Regions from separate parts of the Homo sapiens genome. Here region 1 is linked to region 2. A link is an interaction called in ENCODE POLR2A ChIA-PET data of the cell type or tissue named here. Cell type or tissue: MCF 10A. All regions are shown on one strand. Each heading gives the region's core, and the rest is flanking DNA. Links, peaks and the distances in the headings are about the cores only.

The links. Peaks named below come from ENCODE experiments on the same cell type or tissue, not always from the same donor. Only the 100,000 strongest peaks of a DNase experiment are listed, where the experiment ranks them.
Region 1: POLR2A ChIA-PET joins it to region 2 with 5 read pairs; 1 of 35 experiments calls an interaction of 5 or more read pairs at or near these places.

What each region holds. Positions count from the first base shown.
Region 1 is chr5:159,963,856-159,968,250 of GRCh38, reverse strand. The region is part of intron 1 of ADRA1B (adrenoceptor alpha 1B); the gene reads right to left. Among named protein-coding and RNA genes, the nearest start is that of TTC1, 43 kb to the left of the region's middle. In MCF 10A, for the core only: a CTCF peak has its summit at 2,524; a DNase peak (open chromatin) is centred at 2,490.
Region 2 is chr5:159,871,885-159,876,279 of GRCh38, reverse strand. It overlaps a transcript of ADRA1B not described here. Among named protein-coding and RNA genes, the nearest start is that of LINC01847, 2.7 kb to the right of the region's middle. RefSeq lists an enhancer at 1,299-2,498. In MCF 10A, for the core only: no CTCF peak of the experiment used is centred there; a DNase peak (open chromatin) is centred at 1,779.

The DNA.
Region 1 (4,395 bases), core at 154-4,153, 92 kb before region 2:
ATCGGAAGGTACCAGTGAGGAAGGTACTATTGTTGGTCCCATTTTTTTGGATCAAGAGACCAGTATATGATAGTCATAGTTATTTAACTTGCTATATGTCCATTCATTTGTTCGTTCATTCATCCGTTCCACAAACACTAAGCTCCTGCTAAGTGCTAGGCATGAGGACAAGCTGTGGGAATGCAGAGATGAGTTTGGGGTGTGGTGTTGCACCATGGCAGCTAAGAGGCCATTCAACAGAACACATGTAGCATTAGGAAGGGGGCATAAATTTTACTTTCCCCCTATGTCTGCGCGGCATACGTTTTTTGGTTGTTCTTCACGTTCATCACACTGGAAGCACCATGTCAGGGACAATGATGGGCTAGATTTTTGCCTCTGTTTTCTTACAATGTACCCTCCAAGGACCATGGCCTTGAGAAGTGTTCAGCCAAAGGTGAGGGGGTGATGCCAACTTTTCTCATGGGCATTTACTGCCACATTTTGGGTTTGGGCTCATTACACTGTTTATTCCTCTGAGAAGAAGAAGCCAAGGGCCATTCTTTGCCCTTGGCTGATTAGGCAGTGTGGTCAAGTGGCTGGAACCCAGAACTTGGGATGACACAGACCCGTATTGAAACCTCTCTTGAGTTATTGGCTGTTCAGCTTTAGAAGAGTTAATTAGCCATCTCAGCCTCAATTTTCCCATCTGTAAAATGGGGACAATATCTATGTCATAGAGTTACTGTGAACACATGAAAATATCCATGTAAAATACTTGACACAGAGTCTGACATCTTGAAAATAATAAATAGTGACCATTTTCTAAATATACTTTATATCCTGACCCATTCTCTTCCAGGAACTCAGCTCTGATTAGCCCCACTCAACTCAGATGGACTTATTTATTCTGTACCCCATAGAATTCATACAAGCAGATCATATTTTGTTATTTTATTGTTTGCTTTTTCATGTTAAGCCATCCCAGGTCTGGCTGAATCCTAGTTCATCACCCAGATTGTAAATTCCTTCTGGAAAGGAGCTATATCTTCATTTCTTTTCTTTTCCCCTCCAGATTTGTATATTTTTTTTATTTCAAAAGTAATACATGCTGAATTTAAAAAATACGTATTACAAAAAATCTGTTAAGTCTAGAGTGAAAATACTCCACTTAAGCAGAAGGGATCAGAGTTAACAGTTTTATTTGGAATCCTTCCAGATTTAAAAAAATGGGGTCATACTGCACATACCTTTCCCCAAATTGCTCTCTTTGCTTACAGTATGTAAAAGATATTTCCTTGTCAAAGTACGTGGTGCTATTTCACTTCTCTCCCCACCCCACAAGGGCTGCATTACATCCTACTGTCTGGATAGATGGTAGTTTTATTTAATGCCTTCTCTATAGGTGATTTCCAATTTTTGGCTATTACGGACTGCAGTGATGAAAAGCCACATGCATTCACTTTTTCATGCACATTTGGGTGTTTCTGTGCAATAAATTCACATGAGGAATCACTGGGTCATTTCCACATTTAAGCCCTGACAGCCAAATTGCCTTTTGAACTGGTTGTACTAATTTACCCACCTATCAACTGTGCCTGAATCTGACATTTTCCCTACAACTCCCCACCTCTGGGCTCTTTCAGCCTTTTTAATCCTCACTTGTTTGGTAGGTGAACACTGATCTTGCCCTCTTGTTCCATTTGCATTTCATTTTATTTTGTCCTCCTTTGCACCCTGAACAAGTCCTCAGTGACTTCTGACAGGGAGTCCCCTTTTTTATTGGAATGGGACTCCCTGGAATAGAATCCTGGCTCTGGCCATGTGACCTTGGGCCAGTTTCATACTGTCCCTAAGCCTTAGTTCCTCATCAGTAAGATGGGCTAATAATAGTACTGACCTCTCTGATTGTTGTGAGGATTAAGCAAGGTAAAAACATGTAGAGTCCTTATGAGCACTCTGGATCCCAGGTGTCTGTCACTCAGTCAACTCTGCATGAATAGTAATTAACTAAATAATAATTATTGTCCCTGTAAATCCCTGATTGGGCTGGAAATCTAATTTTAGGAAACATATTTGGGGTCTATTTTACTACATGTATCATTTTGGGTGAACTGCTTTCCAGTTTTGTGCCTGTTTTCTTTCTTTAATTGAGTGGTGTGAGCTGGGTCTTTTTCAGCCTTAAAATTCAGAGTTCTGGCTGGGTATGGTGGCTCACACCTGTAATCCAGCACTTTGGGAGGCCAAGGAGGGCGGATTACCTGAGGTCAGGAGTTTGAGACCAGCCTCGCCAACATGGTAAAACCCTGTCTTTACTAAACATACACAAATTAGCCAAAATGCTCGCTTGAACCCAGGAGGTGGAAGTTGCAGTGAGCTGAGATCGCTCCATTGCTCTACAGCCTGGTCTGTGTCAAAAAAATAAATAAATAAATAAATAAATTCAGATCCCTCATGAAGTCAGAGACCAAAGCCTTGCCCATCCCTGCTGGGGCGTGCCTGCTTCCCTAGACTTTCACCACAGCGGGGCAGTGTGGGTCAGGGACTGGACCGCCAGGCTGCCACAGATGCCACAAATTTTTCGACCCCCTCCTTCCTCCTTCTTCCTCTGCCAGCACAGTAGCTGCTGGGATTAGGGGGGTCCCGTTTGCTGCACTGGCCTGCCTTGGTGGAAACCAAGAAGCTGTCGTTAAGTAACAAGATGCTAAGCCTGTTAGGCATGTAAGAGGATGTGTGGCAGGGATCGTTTCCCCTGGGCAGCCAAACAGACCTGTCACTGGAGAAGAGTGTGGTGGGTGAAGCTGCTGGGTGAGGGGAGTAAATACAACAGGAAGTGTGGGTTCCTGGAAGGCCTGGACACTCTGTGCTGGAAGTCAGGGCTGCGCTGGGCTCTTTAACAATGCCACTAACCCCCTGTGCATGTTCCCGAGCCTGGCCCTGAGCCTGCCTCCGCTTCCCTTGCTCATGGAATGTTCCTGATGCTCCTTGCCCTGCCTCTTGGAATCATGGCTCGCCAGGCCTGGGAAGCCTCCTTCCTTAATGGAGGGCCAGTGAGGGTGAGGGGAGTGACTCACTCAAGGTCACTCAACTGGTGAATGGCAGAGTGGCCACCACGACCTGTTCAAGTTGCCATTCATTTGCTTCAGCAAATATTTATTGAGGCAGTGGAGTTTAGTGGTTAAGGACCTGCTCAGACATCACAGGTAGGTAGATCTGGGTTCAAACCCTAGCCCTGGCATTCTCAGCTGGGCGACCTTGGAGAAGATCCTTAAGTTTGGTGAGGCTTGGTTTCCTGGAAAATTGGGAGGGTAATAATTATTTTCTGTACGGATGAGGTGAGCTCAGGCTTGGTAAGTACCTGGCACATTGAAAGCACTCAATAAGTATAGCTATGATGACTGCTTTGAGCGCTGCTACTGTTACAACTGCCAGCACCGCTGTTACCACCAGTACCACTGCTACCAAGATGAAGAAGGTGGTGAAGAGGATGAGGTCTATGTGCTGTGTGGGCATTGAGACTTACCCTACTGCTCTTTCCAATACCAGCTGAATTATGGTCTCCACGTGGTTCCTGAACCTGCTAAAATTGTGGGCAACATTCCTATATTTTCTTGGTTAGGGTCCATAGCTGTCGTCATGGTCTCAAGGGGATCAGTAACCCTCAAAGGGTTGAGACTCCCCCATCCCAGGTCTAAAGCTTGCTAAGCATTCATCATTCTGCCACCTGGACCACCATTTACTTAGCGCTTTTCTTTGCGTCAATTAGTTTTTGGTATCTCAATTCTTTTGAAGGAAGCTTTCTATCACTATTTTAAAACTTGCATCATTTACTATAAATAAAACATCATGGTGGAGAAAATAAGATGAAAACAAAACAATGTTTGTACCTCCTGGATAGCTCCAGACTGTGGTGTGAATGAGGCCTGCTCCCTCTTTCTCGAAAAGGGAGATTAGCAGTGGTTGAGAGGTGCTGAAGACATTTTGGCCCTAAACTGAGAGGCACTGCTCTCTGAGGAACCTAAAGGATTGAAAGAGAAGTGAACAGGGAACCACTTTGTCTCTGGAGAGCCCAGGCCCTGGCACACGTAGTAGGTGCTGAAATAGATATTTGCTCAGTGATGGACTGACTGAATATGTGACTCACGGTTTCTTGTGCTATCTCTAGATGTCATTTCAATCTTGCACACCACCCAAATCCATAGTGAATTTCTCCTGCTATGTAGGTGCAGCCCTGGGAAACCACATGTGGGAAGCATTTCTATTATTTTATTCTTTTTTTTCCGGGGTGGGGTGGTGAGGGGAGGAGGGATAAATCGAGGAACAGATGTTGCCGTGAGCCCACCCACATCACTTAGTCTTTGAGTGCCCAAGGGCGATTTAGAGGGACTGAGAAGTGCAAGGGTCAAAGGCTCACAT
Region 2 (4,395 bases), core at 261-4,260:
CATTGTTGAGCCACAATCTAACCATGCCAACTTGTAGACTTTTTTAAAATGAAGTAATAAAAGTCCTTATTGTTTTGTTTTGTTTTGTTTTTGAGACAGAGTCTTGCTCTGTCCCCCAGCTGGGGTGCAGTGGCGTGATCTCAGTTCACTGTAACCTCTGTCTCCTGAGTTCAAGCGATTCTCCTGCCTCAGCCTCGTGAGTAGCTGGGATTACAGGTATGCACCACCATTTCTGCTTAATTTTTGTATTTTTAGTAGAGATGGGGTTTTACCATGTTGGCCAGGCTGGTCACGAACTCCTGACCTCAAGTGATCCGCCCACCTCAGCCTCCCAAAGTGTTGGGATTACGGGCGTGAGCCACCATGCCCGGCCCTTGTTGTTTAAGCAACTTTTAGTCACGTATGCTGTTCCATCTATACCAAAGCATCTGAACAAATATATCAGGGAAACCTCTTCTCAGTTGACCCTCCCTTTTTCTTCTCCTTTCCCTGCTTTAATTCAGGGGACTCAAACCTGGATGCCTGCAGGGACCAGAGCAGAACTATGCAAAACTGGAACTTGTGTGGCACAAGGAAGGCGAATTAGAGAGGGTGTGCCCCTTGTGAAGGGGCTGATGCTGGTTATTGAGCTCCAGCTGGTTCTGGCTGTGCAGGAATCCTATCCAGCTGTGGCTGGATATTTTTATTTTTCAGGAGAAACTGGAAAACTGGAGTTTTAGTGGACTCTCTCAATTTAGAAATGCATGTTGAAATTTTAAAGTAAGATACTGTATATGAACCAAACTGATGTATCCATGCACTAGGTATGGTCTCAGGGTCATATATTTGTGACTTGGGTTTAACTCCAGAGTTTCATTTTTCCTTGAGCTTGGTCCTTAAGGCTGTCGGTGACTTATTTCAGATTTTGCTCTTGGGTAGGAGCTGCGGTTGTGGGCTTGAGTTTTGTGGGAGTGGGGAATAGAGGAGGGGAGAAAAGAGAATAAAAGGATATAACTGTGTCCTGACATTAAGGTAGGACATCTGCAAGCCAACAAGCTTTTATCCTGCAGGATAAACCTTCTCTTAGTATAAGTCCTGTGCATGATTTTACTGAAAAGGCCACTGTTGTTTTCTCCACCATGAATTATGTTACCAAAGCCCCCTTCTCTTATCTAAATGCCAGTGTGGCTCAGGCTCTAAGAATCGGGGTGGAGGGGACCTATACCACCAAACGACCATGAAGCTAGGAGTTTTGATGCAATTTCCCAGGAAATTGCCATCCTGTTTGACTTAATTAGTGCTGTGAAGACACCAGTTTTGTCTAGGAGCACGAATTCTCAGTTCTCATTTAGCCCAATAAATGTTCAGTTCTTTTCAGCTAAAGAAAATATCCCATGGAAAATACAAGGACATACCCTTTTCGTGCAAACTGCATTTGGGTACATGAATAAATTCAAACGGGGCCCTCTAGGGAAGGCCTGGACTGCTGTGGACATTTTAGACCTTTGTTAGACCAACTTTCCATGGACCTGAGGACTCTGACCCCCAAGGGGGCAAGTCCAGGCTCCTTGTCCCTGCATGACCCACACAGGTTGTTTAATTTAATTCTTCAGGCTGTTAAATTGGAAATCTTCATGTTTGCCTCCAGGTCATCAAATTAAAAATTTTCAGAGCTCCTTTGTTGCAAGACTTCAGAGAACAGCTAAAATGAACTTCATGCCATGTACTGTATACAGCCCAATGATGCCCCTTGATGACAAGAGGGAATGAGTCACCACCAGCTTCAGGGATTTGGAAGAAATGTCAATGAAGTCATGAATAATAGGTGCTGCACTGACACCTAAGAAGGTTAAGGTCAGGAATTAGTTGGCAGGGAAGAAAATTGTGAAGGAGGCCACCCACAGCTCTACAGAGCTTCAGTAGCTTGTGTCATCTGATTGGATAGTGGTGAGCTGGGATAGCCAAGAAAATAAGGAATTTATTTCATTTTGAAGAAAGAAAATATGTGTATGTTGGTGGTGGTGGGAGGTTCTTCCCAAGGGCAGAGAGGTGGACTTGATGGCTTTTGGAAGCCCCACCAAGCTTCAGGCCTTTATTGTGGCTCTAGGGGCTGGTATTAGAAATCAGTGGGTCTGAGCACTTCTCCAAGCATCCTGGGAATCTTCAGAGGGAATATTTTACAGAAAGGCAGAAACCAGTCTAGTTACCTCTAGAGAGAAGACCCCAATAGCCCAGAAGGGCTACAGAATGTTAGGTTGTGTTTCTGTTCCAGTATGAAGACACTATCAAGACAGTAAGTCGTCCAGAAGACATTTTCTGCCCTCTGCATAAAAAAACAAAGAGGTGGGGTTAAAAAGCTGATGGTTGTACTTCCACTGACCTTCCAATCAAATACTATTTTGGTGATTCATTCTGGGGGAATGAAGCAATGGATCATCATCAAAAAAAATGATGGAGTGCCTCATCATTTCATGGTATCTCCATTTGTTTTTCTGTCTAAATTAACCAGAAAAATTCCACTGGGGACAGGCCTGCACACTGTCTAGAGATGGAAGGAGGTGAAACCACCTCCACGATGGTCATTGCCATGGCTTTCACTCCTGTTGCCACCATCATCCAGTATATGTGTAGACTGAGGGGGCTCTGAGATGAGCACAATAACAACGAAAAGTCCTGTCATAGGCTGTCATAGTCAGGGTTTGTTGTTAGGGATCGGCACTTGGGGAAGGGAGAGGAAACAGGATTGAACAGAGGCAGAAGTTGAACTGTGATGTTTATTAGAGTTGTCCTCAGTGAGCTGAAAAGACTGAGCCTTTATCAGTGATTGGGTATGTGCTGTCAGGGAAGGGTACTCTCCTGGGCAAGGTGGCTCTCTGCAGCTGAGGCTGCCAAGCTCATGCTGACAGCTGGAGTGTCTGCTGATGGCACTTGCAGCAGCGGACTCAGTGGGTTCTTTCCTGAAGGAGGCTGGAGCCCTGCAACTCTGTGCCCTTCAAAAAGCCCAGATCTTGGGTATAAACCCAAAGGATTATAAATCATTCTGCTGTAAAGACACATGCATACTTATGTTTATTGCAGCACTATTTACAATACCAAGGACTTGGAACAAACCTAAATGCCTATCAATGATAGACTGGATAAAGAAAATGTGGCACATATACACTATGGAATACTATGCAGCCATAAAAAAGAATGAATTCATGTCCTTTGCAGGGACATGGATGAAGCTAGAAACCATCATTCTCCACAAACTAACACAGGAACAGAAAACCAAACACCGCATATTCTCACTCATAGGTGGGAGTTGAACAATGAGAACACATGGACATAGGGAGGGGAACATCACACACTGGGGCCTGTTTGGGGGTGGGGGGCAAGGGGAGGGAGAGCATTAGGACAAATATCTAATGCATGTGGGGCTTAAAACCTAGATGATGGGTTGATAGGTGCAGCAAACCACCACGGCACATGTATACCTATGTAACAAACCTGAACGTTTTGCACATGTATCCCAGAATTTTTTTTATAAAAGCCCAGATCTTGAATCCAAGGAAGGTTTTATTGCAGATTTCAGAGCCATGAAACTGCCTCTCAGGACCTTGGTCTATCTCTTGACCAAGCAGTCAGACAAAGCAAGTGAAATTTCTATGATGGTAGTGAGAGCCAGGCAAGACTGGCAAGACCTCAGGCTTATGATTCAGACAGACCTGGATTCAAAGTCCACACTCATACTCACCAGTTGCATGACTCTAGGCAATCACATCACCTTCTCTGAGCTCCATGTCCCTTTCTGTAAAATGGGGATAATAATAGTTTGCTGGTCCAGGGCCCACTTGTCTTCCCATAGTGTCTTTCCCTTCCCACCTCTGTTCTGTATCACAGGGATCTTATCTCTGCAAGCTGTAGCTCCCAGGCTCCTGCATCAGCTGGCTTCTAGCTGAGTTTGGCCAATGATATTTTGGGGACAAGAAGAAGCAGCTAGTTAGGGCATTTCTCCCTCCCTGCTTCAGGTGGTGTCCCCAGCAGCAGCTGCATCTCTGCAAGCAAGAGCACTCATTAACATAGACACACTCAAAAGGCCACATGTGCAATTTCTAACAATGTTGACGAGCCAGTGCCTTAATTATTTTATTATTTTAAAATAAGGTTATTTTATTTGATTAATCATGAGAGTATTTTAATCTTATAAGATTATTTTAGTTGATTAATCGTCACTCATGTAGAGGATATGATACAAGTTGGGCATTTTGATTAGGACATGAAAAAGCAATGTTGGAGTTTATCAAGTTTATCAAAGCTTATTGTCCTGCAGGATCCCTCATGAGTACATAAAGTAGTAGGGAAGGGCTCCAGGGTGTCAGAGAGGAACAGTAAGGCAGAGGAGGAGACCCTGCAGAGAGATGTTTAAATAGCATG